Regions from separate parts of the Mus musculus genome. Here region 1 is linked to region 2. A link is a loop called in an ENCODE intact Hi-C map of the cell type or tissue named here. Cell type or tissue: heart. All regions are shown on one strand.

Region 1 (8,000 bases), 350 kb after region 2:
AAGTCACAGATTCAGAAATTTTCTATCTATGTAATGTTTTCCATCAAACCATGTTAGCAACAACTACTTCAAAGGTGGCTTCTGGTTCTTGAAAGGTTAGGCATATACTCTGGAGCTCCACATCTGCTGTTTTCAGTGGCTTTTTGCCAAAAGCAACTTAGTCTAATTGGGAAGGGATGTGCCCTTAGCTTGATAAGTGAATAAATCTCATCAATGATAATGGGACTTATGTGTGAACATGAAGGAAAACTTGACTCCTAACACTGCATTGCATAAGCTTTGAAACGGCTGCTTCTGTGAATGATTGTCCCTCCCTAACTGCCTTCCATCTATCACTGTAATTTGAGGAAAGGATTGCTTTTTATCCTGGCTAATTCTCTCAAAACAAAGACTAACTAATTATTTGAAAATTCCAAAACACACGTTAGGATAGTGTGGTGGAGTGAAAACACTCCCATGTGGACATCCCATAGGAACTGCCATTGATGAATGTTTAAAACAGATGCTTCAGTGAGCAACATATTTAATTAAATCCAAACCTGTTGTTATTATTCCAGAAAATATTATTATTAGCACAAGTTCCAAATGGAATTCACAGCAACTTCTGGTTGGAATTTGGGGAGAGAGATTTTAATTTCTGGGAGAATTGAAAGTAGAAATCAGCAGTTATCAAGAGACTTTGTGTTTCAGCTGAAGGTCATGCTAGGTACGACTTAACTGAGGAGTGTCAGGGCTACTTTTGTAGAATGACTGAGCCAAACAGCTGGCTAGCTACGCCCCATACATCATGAGAAAATGCTGCAGTGTTCACATGAAGTAGCCATCTCTGTTTCAAGAAGAAGAAGAAAAAATTCTTCCAACTTCATAAGATGGATTTATAAGATTGACAGATGTGTCACCAATTATATAATTGCTTTCTTATGTGGTTCTAATAAAATTATTTGGAGCCTAAAAAATGTCTAGCAGTGAATTATTTAATTTAATACATAGTTATAACAAAAATAATTAGTATTTACTTTAAACTCTAAATTGTCAACAAAAAACCTCAAGTAATTATTTTTTGTAGTGCTGCATAATGAAATAAATGTGTAATTAGTGACAGATGGGACTTTTAAATTTTAAGACAGTAAAAAAATCATATCACCTGTTTTGATTACTTTTTTTTACACTAGTGAAATTAGAATATTTGAAAAAGAAGCACAAAGAGAATGAAAAGAATTCACTGCAACCAAGTATAAGGTATGAGTCCTTTTGCATGCTTCCTGTATTCCCAGAAACCTTACTTAAAAGGTCTTGTTTCAAAGCTGGTGATTGGTTTGAGCTGTGCTGTGTTAACTGGGTCCCCATTCCTCCAAGCCATGTCGTTGGAGGGAAAAATCTCTGTGGTCTTGTGATCATCATTTTATTTGATGCCAAATTGCCATGGTAGGATAAAATTTAACTTAACGAAACTCTTTTTTTTTTATATGAGAACTTATTTTGAACCTTTTTCTCCATCCACTTGGAGATGTTTATCTTTCAATAGCCTATAAAATAAACAGGCCCATGGCTAAAAATGATCAACATGATTGTGTCTTGTGATTCTTCACGATGAGCACAGACTGTTGGGCCCCTGTTGGTTACTTTCCTCAGTATGAGTGTCTCTATGTGACACTCACCAGGGGCCATGCCTTAGAATCCTCTCACTGGAAAATGAGTGGTAGATCTTATGGAGTTATAGAGATTTCTCTGTTTGTTTGTTTGTTTGTTTGTTTCTCCTCTCATGTAGACAAAGATGGTAAGAGAAATCTGTGACATTTGATTTTATTATTTTTGCATGTTGGCATGTTTAGAGGAGGGTGACATATAAACAGTAGAAACTCGTGGATGTGGAGGTGTGCAGGGCCACATGGAAACTAGGGGTGACATTAAATGTATTATTCTTACCTTCGCCTTTATTTCTTGGTGGCAGTGGCTATAACTGAACTAGACATTAACCATTTAGGTGAGGCTGGACAGTCCAGCCTGCTCCCTGGACCCACCTTCATTTCTTTCAACACTGGTTTTACTGGTGGATGCAATCCTGAAGATATAGAGTTGAACTGAGGTTCTGAAGCTTCCATGGCAATTGCTGTTAGCATCTGCACTGTTTTGAGGTAAAAGAAAATATTCCATGATTAAGCAGTAACATTTCTTTCCCAGCGAAGTCTGAAATCATTCAGAAGAACTGGGCAGAAAGCAGAGACCATCTCAGAGTTAATTCTGATTTTAAGCAACATTGTAGAAAAGGTTTCTTATGCATCTAAGTCAGTGGTTCTCAACCTTAACACTTTGACCTTAGAATGCAGTTCCTTATGTTATAGTGACCCCCAATCCTAAAGTTATTTTCATTGCTGTAATTTTGCTTCCATTATGAATAGTTACGTAAATATTTTTGAAAAGAGAAGTTTACTAAAGGAGTCTCGACATGCAGGTTCAGAACTACTGAGCTACACGTATTTGGTAATCACTATGGTAGACAGATACCCTAAATTGAAGTTTTCAACATAGATGGGCATCTTCCAACATGGAATGGTAGGCTGGATTCTTCTTTGCTGCTAAGTAGACCCAAAACCTCAGGAGGAGCAATGCCTTGGGAACCCAATTTGTCTTACACAATCTACTTAACTGATGATTTGTTCCTTCACTTGAGAGTAAGAGTGAAGAAAGGCACAGGGTAAGGTGACTATCTTAATGGGAAGTTTCGTGGGTAGCAAGGACTTACTGCTCCCATTGCTGTGACAAAATACAAGACAAAAGCCAATTCAGAAAAGGTTTCTTCTGAGTCCTGTGTAGTGATCGCCTTCAGTGACAAGGAAGTCACGGTAGTAGCAGCTTGAGGTGGCTGGTTACATTGCATTCACGGTCAGGACGGCAAGAATGAAGAAGTTGTGCTCAGCTTGCTTTATAAACATTCTTCCTGGAGACTGAAGCCCATAGAATGACATTGTGTGCAATTTCCAACCTTGAAAAACCCTCACTGGTGGGGGCAAGCCTCATCTCCCAGGAAATTCTAGATTATGTCAAGCTGCAGATCGATATCGACTCTTACGTTGAGTCACTTTCCTTCAACGTTCTCCAAGTTTTCAAAAAATTCTTTAGAGACGCATGCGGTTTTCTTATCAAAGTTTACCCTCCCAGGAATCAAGAGTCAGGAACTTGCCAAGGTGATTGTATCTTCATTTCTTGAGGCTGTTAATTTCATCCCTGAACAGATGATTTGCATATGTGGTCGGCAAACATGCCAAACCTTCCCTGAAACTTCAAACTCTCCCATAAAGGCAGAAACCTACCGCCTGGCAGCAGAGGCGGGTGGAATGTGTGTCTCTGAAGTCAGATGAGGATTCAGAAGGGCCAGACTCTACGAAAGTCAAAGTTCAGCAGAGATAAATGAATCACCCTTCTGCTCTTGGCAATAAGGAACAGAGTCAGTGAGAGCTTATCAGAAGAGGAGGACAAGTTAACGTTCTGCTACAAGAAAACATGAGGAGGAGGATGTAAGCCTTCATTCTAGGATTGTGAGAAAAGTTTTCATCAAGATTACAATCAACTTGTGCAAAGATCACCCCAAAGATTGTATTTAGAACAGGGAGTACTGACAGTTGGGAGATGAGCTAATATGTGAATAGTGACAGAGACAGAGATCTCAGCATTGGGTGGTATGAGCCAAGTGTAGTATGTGGAGAAAGAAGTGATAACATAAAGAGAAGAGATTGTATACAGATCCAAGAAATGCAAATATTTAGAGGGGCCCAGGAAAACTAAGGAAAATTAGCCAAGAAAGAAAGAAAGGAAGAAAAACAGAAGGGAATTGCATAAAGGACGAAGTGGTCCATCCTGGGAAATGCTCAAAGGTCAAGTGAGATACGGATTGGCAGACATCCCCGAGCTTGAGCAACTGTAGAGGGAATTGGAAACATCTGGAAGAAGAGTGTCAGCCGATGAGCTGTATCAGAAGCCACACTGCACTGCCTTAAGCTGACAAGATCGTTGGGGCTGGGGAAGTCAGAATGGATTTTAGAAACCTCCCATCAAATGGAAGGAAAGTGAGTTAGGCGGATAGAAATATCAAGCCAGAGTGGCCTCTGTCTAAGTTACTTGCCCTAATAATTTAAGCATCAGGGTGAATTTTGAGCTTTTCCTGACTTCTAAATCTACCTTTCAGTCATTTCCAAACCATGATGAGTCAAGATATTGTGAAGAACAGTAGTGGTTCTTATTAGATACTTATGAACGTCAGGAAGCAGAGGATGAAAGTTCTGAAAATAACACGTTTGAAGAAGTGATTAAGAATTGAAAGAGGGTTCCAATATCAGGATGCTGCCCTATCTTTGAAGTTGGTGGTTAAATTAGCTACCAGGAGATCAGTATCTGGCATCTTGTTATACAAATCCATAACATAGCAACAAAATCCATTCCATAAATCACACTTCTTGAAAAATTCACAGCAGGTTCTTGCTGATTAAAACTATGCAGACCTAGTCTAATTACATGCACTCTTGAATATGAGTAAGAGAGATACTGGAGAAAGATGATCAAAAGGATATTCCCAAGAAAGCCTTTTATATAAAAGCAGGATCACATGTCACACTTTATAAGAAACTACCGGAGCTCGGAAGCAAGAGTGTGTGACATGCAGGGTGAAGCATCCTGAAAGTGAAGAAGCTGAAACTGTACCAGCATCACGAAAAATGTTGCATGCTACCAGAGAAATTTATTCTGTAGATGACGATGAATCACTCCCATATGTTAAGCCTGAAAGTGGCACGGTTGTATTTGCAATAAAGATAGATTGCTCCATTAGCTTGGAATAATTTAGTTGCAGATAAAGAAAACCTGATTAACAGAAATTTAAGCCTGTGGGTGCATATTGCATTGTTAATGAGAAGTCTAAATAGCATCAGTATAATGTGGTACTATTGATCAGAGGTGTCATCAAGCCCTGGATCTTGACAGTTTCGGCCCACCCCTTCTCTTTCTTTGGATGCTAGTTAAGGCTGATGCTTCATGGATTAGTCCCTTAGTGAAATCCACTTACCCCAAACATCTAACTTATGAAAAGAGGAAAAAGGAAAAGATGCCATCTTAAGGATGTCTCTTGTTAGGGTGTTAAAGCCAACCCCATGTATCCTTGCTTGACACCCCGTTATGCTCCACTAGCAGGAAGAGCATACTTACATGCTATTAAATGAAAAGGAGGTAAGGAGAGGAAATATCTGCCAATAAACAAAACCCTCCCCCACAGTATATATCAATCAAAAACAAATAGCACACTCAATGTGAACAATTTTAAAACAGTTTCACAACGCAACAAATTTTACAATGACTTGACAGAACTGTAGAAAAGCCATAAGAACAGAGTTTTCGAGTTTTTACTCAGTGCTTGTGAAAATAGGCCTATCATTTTCATGTTTCCCTGAAGGGACAGGTGAGGGAAAGTATCTACGAAAACTGGGGACAAAAAAAAATGTGTGTTCAGTATGGATTGTTCAGAATACAGTTCTTGGTTATATAAGACAACTAAAGTAAAAAGGAGAGAACCAGAGAAGACAACACCCGTCCTAGTAGGTTCTCTTTATCAACTCCCAGCTGAACCTAACTCAAGAGCCAAATGACAAATGAGTTCATTGATGTGATATTTAGAGGCCAAGCCTGTTGTACTAAGAACACTGGGAGGGAGAAGAAACAGTGTATTTAAATAGGGCAGATAACTGAAGGCTGCCTGACGGATTGACTTGTCCAGCTTGATCTTGTCCACTTTGCTACCAGGACAAATGATATGCTACCAGAGGGAGGCAAAACAAAACAAAAACATGCAACAGTCTGTAGATGTGCCAAGGAAGAGAATTTTTTCTTTTTCATTTTTTAATTATTATTATTATTTATTTTTTTTTACCGTCTAGTTGTTATCCCCCTCCTGGTCCACCTTCTGACTGTTCTTCACCCCATACCTCCTCCTTCCATCTCCAAGAGGGTGTCCTCACCCCTCACCCCCACTCCACCAGACCTCCCCACCCCTTAGGGCCTCAAGTCTCTCGTGAGTTAAGCACATCTTCTCTCACTGAGGCCAAATCAGGCAGTCTTCTGCTGTATATGTGTCCGGGACCTCACATCATCTGGTGTCTGCTGCCTAGTAGGTGGCTCAGTGTCTGAGGGATCTCAGGGGTCCAGGTTAGTTAAAAATGCAGGTCTTCTTATGGGGTCACCCTCCTCCTCAGCTTCTTCCAGCGTTTTTCCTAATTCAGCCACAGGGGTCCCTGGAAAATCATTCATAAGCGATAACACGAGGAAGTACCTGATGCTTGACAGTGCTCTTGATTTGAATATGTTTGCCGCTTACCAATTTAAAACTTAGAGCTCAGTTATAATTCAGAGAGAATTTTGTTTGGTTTTAAAGAACTTTGTTGATTTCCATTTTAAATAAATAAAATCTGAAATTTAAAGATTCTTAACATGCCCCTAGATCCCAGTCAATCATATCAGCCATGTGAGGTAGTTGAATGCGTGAACTGGAAATAACCTTAACTGAATATTAGGATTAAATTAAAGATGACTTAGTTCGGCAGAAGCAGGACCCTGAGTTGGTCTTTTTGTTAGTTGTTTGCTCACTTTTCACCTTAGAACACTGGGTTGCTGGGCTTAGATCTCATTAACAAATACTAACCTTCTTTAACTTCTAAAATTATTATTTAACAAATATTATATAAATTTAGTCGAAGGGAATACAATTTGGGAGATTGCAAGTTTTCCACTCACCATAATATTCTGGAAATCTATCCAGGTTCTTTTATCTATCAGTGTTTCACTGCTTAATAGAATTCTATGGTATGCGGAGAGCATCCCGTTCATCTGTATTCCTCAATTTCTTGTATTATTTGTTGAGTTGCTTATGTAAACTGCATGTGGTCATTTTACTCCTTGCTACTTAGCGTGTGGTAAACAGACTAGCAATCTCAACACCATGCATATAGAGCTTGTTAAATGTAGAGTCACGTCCCCTTAACTCAGAATCAAACTCTACATTTGAATCAGGTGATTCACACAATGTATAAGTTAGGGAAGAAGTAATGATTTAAGTCAAGGAGAGCAACTTCATACAGAATGTCTGTGAGGGTAGGTCCCCTTCAGATATTAAAGGAATATTGGGTGGCCCGTCAACCTTTTGGAAGCAATCAAACATATTTTCTCTAAGCCCTCAAACCGTCATTCATTCTTTGTGAAAATGGGAACTAGAATAATTTCCCCTAGGTTTCATCAGACACATTACCAGTCTGTATGAAAATCTTCTCTCCTTTAGCCAATCTGGCAAACTCACTGGAGAAAACTGGGAATTGGCTCATGGCCATTTTATGTGCAGTGTGCCACCATGTTCACTACAGAAAGCCCATTGTCTAGAAATAATGGTGAGGTTTTGCCCACAGCAAAAATCTGCATTCAATCCTGCTATCCCAAGGGTGGAATTTTGCTGAAAGCCAAATTCTCAAGTCTTCTTAATTTTGGTGAAGATGTGTGTTTTTGCAAGTGCAAATTCAAGAAATTAAAGTTAGACTTTTTCTAGCTCCCCTCTCTCCAGTGTTTTATGACTGGAAGGACCTTTGAACATTTTCTCAAAATAGTAAGTACCAGCCAAGCTAAGGCAGCTTTGCTGTTAAGCTCACCACCCAAGGCTTTGTGAAAGCTTGACTGGGAAGCACAAGGGACTCACTGTGATGCTGGACAATCTTCTATGAGCTAAGCCAGGTACAGTCAGAAATCCAAAGGACCATCACCCTAGAAAGATGCCTACCCAAATCCTATTTGTCACTGGAGTTCCTCCATTTTCTGGTCCTCTTAGATAGGAAAAGTCTCATAGATATGACATTTAAGATAAACAAATGAGCACAGAAATGGAAGACTGCCAAGTTTGAGTTTCAAAAAGAGACCTATTAAAGATGTGTAAAATGGCTTTCTTAGGAAAAAATATGAGTTGAAATGACTGTATG
Region 2 (8,000 bases):
CAAAATACGGGTGCAGTTTTCAGAGGGGAGAACTAAAGGCTACACAGCAAGCACAAGAGCCCGGGAAGTTGCCCAGGGCCTAAGTGCTCTATCTGCTAGACCAGAGTTTCTACTTCATTGTTGCCCAGTGGCTGTGTTTCAAAACTGTAACATTGTAGCTGCCCCTGGATTGCCATGATTGAGAGGATACTGGGTCTGGAAGGGGTAAGGTAAACTGTTTGGAAAATGCTGGAGAAACCTTGAAGGAGGAACTAAGCAAAGATGTTCTTGAGTTGGCTTGACCTGAGATGGCATGCGCTAGATTAGAATTTGGATGAGCTATTCAACTTTACCTTTCTTGAGTGGAAAACAAAGATATTTAAGCTTACCTTCTAAGATACCTCTCCTAGGGGTGACTGCATTAGGTATCAGGTTAACATTCATAGCTGACTGGGCTGATGAGGAGGTTCAATGGGTGAAGGCATCTGCCACCAAGCCTGATGACCTGAGTTCAATCCCTGATCCCACACAGTAGAACAAGAGAACTGACTCTTGCAAGTTGTCTTCTGACTTCCACATGTATGTTGTGGCACACGCACACACACACACACACACACACACACACACACACACACACACACACAAATGTAAATCACTACCACTGGCAAATGCAGAAACTTTCAACAAGACATAATTCTCTTAGTTGAGACATAGAGTTTTCGTTAAATTTTTTTGGTATTTATTTGTGATTCACTCTACATTTGTCCTTCTCGGGTCCATTCTGAGAAGTCCACCATATACAGGTGTATAGAAGGAGAGTGTGATTTTGAACACAATATAGGATGAATTTTAGGGAGCAGTAAAACAAATCACAACACAGTTCTAGCAAGTCCTCTGATAGGCTTCTCAAGACTCTTTTATCCACAGGCCCTCTCCATCATGATTTTACTTCCAAATTAACCAAAATTAAAGCTTTCAAAAAACCAACCCAACCCAACCCAACCCAACTCAACCCAACCCAACCCAAAACAAGCCAAAGCAAAACACAACCAGGCTTGGTACATTCATCAATTCTCTCTAATTAATAAATACGGTGAAGAGGATAAAATGGAAGAAGTTGCTGGAGACCCAAAATACCTTATAGCAGATGGAAAGCATTCAAGTGCTGAGTTTAATGTAAGAAATTGTAGGAAAAGAAGTCATGAGTTTGTGAGAGAAAAAGGGGGTAGGGCATATATGGGAGAGATTGGAAGGAGGACAGGGAAAGTTGGAAATGATGTAATTATATCCTCAAAAGATAAAAACTACTTTAAAAAGAGAAATAATACAGAACTATTTAAGAGCAGTGGCAGCAAATAGTGGCACCTATTTTGGAGCCTAGGTCTTATGTAGGGAAATTCAGAATTGTGGCTTAAATTCAGCCTAAGTAGGGGAATTCAGAATTGTGGCCGAGGCTACAAACTTTTAAGATTTGTGGTCATATACAACCTACGAAATAACTGATATCTCTTAAAAACCTGTTTCTCAATATTCTTCAGCATAGTCTCACCTCTGCTTTAATCTATTGTTTTGATTTTTCTTCATTTGTATTTCTTCCCCCATGTCTTCCTGAGGACATTTGTGGCACAGTCCCAATCTTGGCTCACTGAGAGTTCATCTGCTTCTGATGGCTGCTCTTTCTCCACCTAAAGTCACAATCTGTTCTTGGAGGACATTCTCGTTTGTACAATGACTGACTGTGATGTGGAAAGGGACAATTGTAAAATCCGTTGGAGGAATGAGCAGCTGGCATGGAAAGAGTTCACTAAGGCAAGATCCTATTTCTATACATGTGTCCTTAATAATAACAACGAATGGGTAGGGGGTAAAATATGTGGGAAGGGGGCAGAGTTGTTTCGGAATAGCTAGTCTGAGGGAGTACATATGATGTCAGCAATTAATTCAGGCCCTACATTCTGTTTTCCTATAAAAATCCTATTTTAGTTGTGGTATCTTTGACGCATCTGCTGGCATAAGCAGGATATATGCCACAAATAAAAATTCAAAAATATCTCTTTCTTGTAGAACTTGGAAGCAGAAATTCTGAAATGGGAAGAAACCTACTGAGCATTCAAAAGGATTCCAGGCCCTTTCTCATACAGACAGCACCACGGTGCTACATTCAGGCACATCTGAGGTGCAAGCCCCTGGGGTGTTGGGTAATGAAAAGGAAGATAGTGGTAGCTGGAGTCCAAGCAGGCTCCACCACTGAAAACCCTGAATTGATGTACCTGGAAGAGATATTGATGCCAAAAAGAAAAGAGAAGTGTGTTTGCTCCTCCAAAACAGAAACTCAGAGCCTTTGTTTTCTGCTAAAGAAGGCTGGAAGCTTGCTGGGTGCTGGGTAAATTATTTTAATATCTTTTCCTGGAAGTGGCATGAATAGGCTGTACTGCCACCAGTGTGGTGACTGTTTCACACCATCATACCATCAACTGATGGGCTGGCAAGCTATGTTTGTACAAGTGTACTCTGTGATAGATGGTCCCACAAAACGAAACTCCTGGCATGAGGGAAGCCTTAGCTTAGTCTGTAGAACACTTGATTAATGGGCACAGAGCCCTGAATTCAGCTTCCCACTGTTGCATAAACTTGATGTGGTGGCATATACTTATAATCTCAGCACAGGGCACATGGACACAGGAGGACCTAATGTTTAAATTCATCCTCATCTATGAATATAGTTTCAGGCTATCATGGAATACAGGAGATTTTTCTCTCAATAAACTAGCAAGCAAGCAATCTAATCAACTAACTAATCAACTAACTAACCAACCAACCAACCAAACAACCAACCAACCAACCAACCAACCAACCAACCAACCTCCAAAGTCTCCTAATGATTCCTTTCTCAGAACATATTCTTGTTAAGTGATGCAGGACTATAACTGAAACCCAGGTGGTCTCTTTTCAGAACAACTTTAGATCTAGATGGACAGATTACATTGACTGAGGTGGACTTTAGTGTTGACTTCCTTGTCCCACTACATCCTATTACAGTCAAGGACAGAATTCTGAGCTTTCAAGTGCTGCATCCATTGATTTATCGCCCAGCATTGTCTTCACACATGATTCCAAGAACATCCTAAAACTTAGGGGGTGAGCCCAGAGGCAGATAGATGCAAAGAGGAAGTGTGCTATCTATCTGATGACTGTGGAAAACCTGACGAGGCACATAAATTGCTGGGAAGGGCAAGGGGCCCAGAATCTCAAAGCTAATCCAAAGAGTATTGTGACCAGACTTTCCCATCAACTTCAACAGTTGGGAAATATAAAATAGGGACTTTTTCCAAACATAGGGTGGAAAACTTCCTCAAGGGCAGCACTGGGGAGCCCTTCTAAGTCATAGTAGAGGGAAGGAGGGAGGGACCCAAATGCCCAGGAAATGAGTTCGCCAGAAAATAGAGATGTGGGTCTCAGGCCATCCAGGAGCCGTGGAAGGCAAGGGCTGTGGTGGTAATGGTGGTTCTATAAGGATATAGCTGAGAAAACAAAGAAATCCATGAGTCTCAGAAACAAGGCGGAGAAAATTTTCTCAAAAATACAAAGAATGACAGAATCTCTGAACACAATAAGAGAGAGAGAGAAAAAAAAAGCCAGGTCTAGAATGTTTATGAAGATTTGATTCACTATTCACATCTACACAATATCAGAGAGACCAGTTCTCAACCATTTGTACTATTGTCCTTAATATGAGGTTGTGGTAATGGTAACATATGTCATCATGGAACACAGATCAGAACCAGGTGCAGAAGGTGACTAGCAGCCTGCACAGACCACAGACCAAGACTGTAGAGAGAAAGTTAAGATCTTGGATAAGGACTCCTCCATATTTCATGCTGAGAAATATCTTTGTGTTCTGCTGAGAACTAACTTCAAGATAACAAATGTTAATTATATTTTCATCTAATGTTCATATTGTTGAGCACACAATTACTTGACTAACAAATATTTTCATAATCAGGTTCATTTTCCCTCCTCGCTGAACACTTAGGGTCATCTACACAAAAACCCTGTTTTCTAAGCACAATACAAGGGCTTGTTGGAAGAATGTCTGAAACCATGGGGCTGTGACCAGTGTCTATGGTGTGGGCATCGCTGTTCCATGAGGATGGCCTGAGAGAGCTATCTTCTGGTGAGAGTGTGCTTGAACATGACCAAGACACTCTGGGGGAAAAATCTTGCAATTGCACCTCTCCACCACTAGATGATATGCATGTATAAGCAAGGCAAAGAGCCTGCCATGTTCTCTTTCCTCCTCAGTGGCCAGTGATGAATGGACAAGGTTAGGTACTTAAGAGTTTAATTAATGATGCTATTAGGCAGCATAAGCAATAGGTGAACCTGACCTGCCAGTGCTGATTGTGATAAAAACTATAATAAATCTATTGAACTCTTGTTGTTTGAGCCAGAGGTCTTTTCACTACTGCAGGTGGCTGGATCCAACTCACTGTCTGGTTTTATAAATAAAGTTTTATTGGTTACCTTCCTTCATCTGTGGTTGACTTCGCTCAACTGTAATGGAGGTGAAGCAGCTGAGACAGAAATGATCTGTATAGCTGTGCCTAAGATATTTTTTTTATCTGATTCTTAATGGAAAAGGTCTAAGCATATAAGGTTTGTGAACTCATTTAATTATTCTACTTCTATGGTTCTGGGCATGTGTTATTTTTATAGATAAGGAAATTGCTAAAAAGCATTCAATGAATCTCGAGATATATTAATTGAGAAGTTACAGCATGTGCAACCAATTCAAAAGCAATTGATGTGGGTGGGACTTGATACTACAGGATTCTGAGAATGGTTCCTGCTTCCAAGTAGGCTCTTGGGGCACTAGAAAGACAATGTTAAAACTCTTGCCATGCTAGGCCAGTTTTCTGTGTGACACAAAAGTAGATGCAGGTGAGATTGAGTAGCTACTTCGTAACACTTTCTCCCAAAGCAACATTTTCTCAGATATTAAGAAAGCAACTCCAAGATGTCAGCTGGCACAGCTGAGAAACAGGGGTTAAATTGTAATGGAAGCCTGTGTGGTCAGAGGGAGGAGTCATAGACATGGCAGGCAAAGGCAGGTTCTCTTCTTGTCTTGTTTTACTCTAATGCAAGATGCTCTTCCATGTTTCAACATCGAATCTGGGTCTGCTGTGAGGAGCTGAGGCATGAACCTGGGGGCCTCATAGTTTTTTGGTCTTCTGGTTGCCTCAGGGATTTCTTGCCCAATAGTTTATAATGAGCTGTGTTGTTTTTAGGAATATTCAAACTGCTCATTCCACACTAGGAATGGTTGGTCTTTATTATTGCTGCAATTATTTAACACTATTTTTTATTACTTCCATTTTGTGGAAGGGCTTGAGGAAATAGTTGCTTTTGAGTCATAGGTTGTGAGTAGGGGGATCCTCAGGAAAGAGGTAATTTTCAAACAATTTATTCCGTTATTCCTGCTTCCAGACCTGTGCCTTCTGCAGGGTTTCTACATGGATTCCCTGAGGTCCCACCCTCTCTTTAGCTTGAGAAACCCCTTTCCTAAATCCATCTACATTTGATATCTCACTCTCAGGACACCCCCAACACATAGCATAGGGGAGGCTGCTCTTTCCATTGTACTTGTTGATTTAGTAAGAGGAGGAGGTGTGAACTTTGATGCCTTCTTCCGGTGAAGTGGAGATGTGAGATGGGATTACAAGAGAGGGCAGGAAAGAGAAACACCGAGGCTCGAGGCTCGCTGTAGGGAACAGGGAGGAAAAGTGAGGGCTTCCATTACAGGGCTGTCCTGCTTTGAATGAGACTGTCCTCCCCCCAACACCATAGGCTATTTGAACGCTTGGTTGTCAGTTAGAACTGTCAAGGATTAGGAGGTGTGGCCTTGTTGGAGGTGACATCACTGGTAGGGGGTGGGCTTGCAGTTTCAGAAGCTCTCACCATTTCCAGTAAGCCCTCTCTGCCTCCTTGTGGATAAGGATGTCTTAGTGACATGCCTGCTGCCATGCTCCCACCATAATGGTCATGAGTGAATGCTGGAGTTCTGATCCACAGACTCAATGCTTTCTTTCACAAATTCCTTTGGCCACAATGTCTGGTCATGACAAAATAAAAGCAAATAAAACGGGGATATTTGTTTTTCAGTCTGAACTAAAGGGGCCATCCCACCTAGGGTTACGTGAGAAACTGAATTTCTTCAATAGCGTGACTCAGAAATCTTTTTGCAGTGCTGGCAAAATAATGATAACCCTAGTCTCTTTATACCAGTGGCTTATTAACCTTAGCCTTGCCTTGCTACAGAATGGATCTCCCAATGACAAGACAACTAAATATGTGTAAGGCGGTGGTATTTTTGGAAAATAATCTGAGGACTCCATGTGTGGGAAGAACTAGAGTAGAAGAATGGAAGTTAGGGGCAATTAGAGGATGACTGCAAAGACACGCATGGTTTCCCCTTTATTAAACCCTACTCGTGAATGAAATGATCCCATTTTAAATCTCCCTGCTCTCAAGACTGGAATTGCAAATGGTTAACCATGAATCAGCACAAGGTGATGTTAATCAGAAATAGGAGTTATTTCCTAAATGGCTCATTTGTATAAGGTCTGACTACATGTGTTCAATGGGGGATATTTCACATATACAGCAGAATAAAAAAAAAAAAAAAAAAACAGGAACGTAGATTTTGCATCTGCCTCAGTCGCAGTCTCTTTCTAGTTGGCACAATAGTTTGTGGATTCACTGTTACTTTTTGATTCTTACTGTCTTCAGACCCCAAATTGAGACATCTTCCCTTCTTCCTCCCTTTCCTCCTCCTTCTATTATGTAACATCCACGTAAGGTTTAACTAGTCATCCAAACAGGCTTGCTTGCTTGCTTTCTTAAGTTCTTTTTATTCTACCCTTGGTACTTGAGGGGTGTTTGGCCAGAAAGGCTTACTTTTTTAAAACCTCTCCATTACTGGGTGGAGGAATGAGGGCTGAAGTCCATCCAGGGTTACGTCAAGGGGTGTCACATTTGGCCTGCTCCTCTTGCTTCCTGTTGACTACAAGGGGAAGGCCGCAGTTGGCATAGGACACTGAAAAACATGAAGCTCTGAGACCAGACTGAATTGCTAATCACTACATGTCCTGTTCACTCTAACCAGTTTCCAAGTGATTAAACACACTGGCCGGGTCTATGACTCAGCTTCCGAGGTGGGCGGGGGGTGGGGGTGGGGCGCCCCAATCCTCACTGATTGCGCACCATGAGCTCAGCCCCTTCGGTTTGATCCAGCACCATCTCTACAGGTTATCTCCCTCTTGGATCCTGTCCCTCTCTGGACAGACAGGCAGACAGAGATGATGAAGTGTATGATCTACTGGGGGAGGGCCACCTTACCAGGAGTGTTTGAGGGAAAGGGTTGCAAAAATGTCATCTTTCAACAGTTGCTGTCACTACTTGGAAGCGGTCTTAAGTAGCTGGGTGTGGCGGGGTGAAGCCTTCTGAAGTTTGAAAGGAGAAAATGTATTAGTAGGAAACACTAACTCTTTGCTTTTCTGGCTCCACTCTCAGTAGATACAGTATCCCATGTGTTTTTCAGTAACTACTGAAGGTTCTGGAAGGAGATGTCACTATTTTAGGGCAGTATAATTGCCCAGTTTTCGAGGCGATTAAACGAATTTTGCAGCCTTTCCTATGCTCAGTGTCCAGTCGCCATTAAATAGGCAGCATGCAGTCACTGGTGGAAAGAAGGGTGGGAGTCTAGAAGCCACAGGGGAGTGAGCTTCCAGGAACTCCCAGTCTCATATGCAAATTAGATTAAACCACACTGCAGCCAGGGCTGGGGGGCGGCGGCGGGGAGGGAGAGCAAATAATTCCCTCCCTGACTTTTTCCTCTTAGCTTTGTCTCCTGTGGGAATAAAGAAGCTGATTCCAATTTATTTCAGCTACTGCCTGGCTTTAGGAAGTACTGCGCCTGTCAGTCCACCTTGCTTAAGTAAAGTCCTTACCCTGTAACGCCT

The links. Peaks named below come from ENCODE experiments on the same cell type or tissue, not always from the same donor. Only the 100,000 strongest peaks of a DNase experiment are listed, where the experiment ranks them.
Region 1: a loop joins it to region 2, with 2.2 times the contacts of the local background. A loop is called at or near these places in 3 of 42 quality-filtered maps.

What each region holds. Positions count from the first base shown.
Region 1 is chr15:51,244,155-51,252,154 of GRCm38, reverse strand. The region is part of intron 4 of Gm19303 (predicted gene, 19303); the gene reads left to right. Among named protein-coding and RNA genes, the nearest start is that of Gm19303, 150 kb to the left of the region's middle. In heart, no CTCF peak of the experiment used is centred here; DNase peaks (open chromatin) are centred at 3,314 and 3,914.
Region 2 is chr15:51,592,076-51,600,075 of GRCm38, reverse strand. No RefSeq gene overlaps it. Among named protein-coding and RNA genes, the nearest start is that of Gm34503, 4.3 kb to the right of the region's middle. In heart, a CTCF peak has its summit at 4,232; DNase peaks (open chromatin) are centred at 7,005 and 7,795; H3K4me3 peaks cover 321 bases; H3K27me3 peaks cover 273 bases.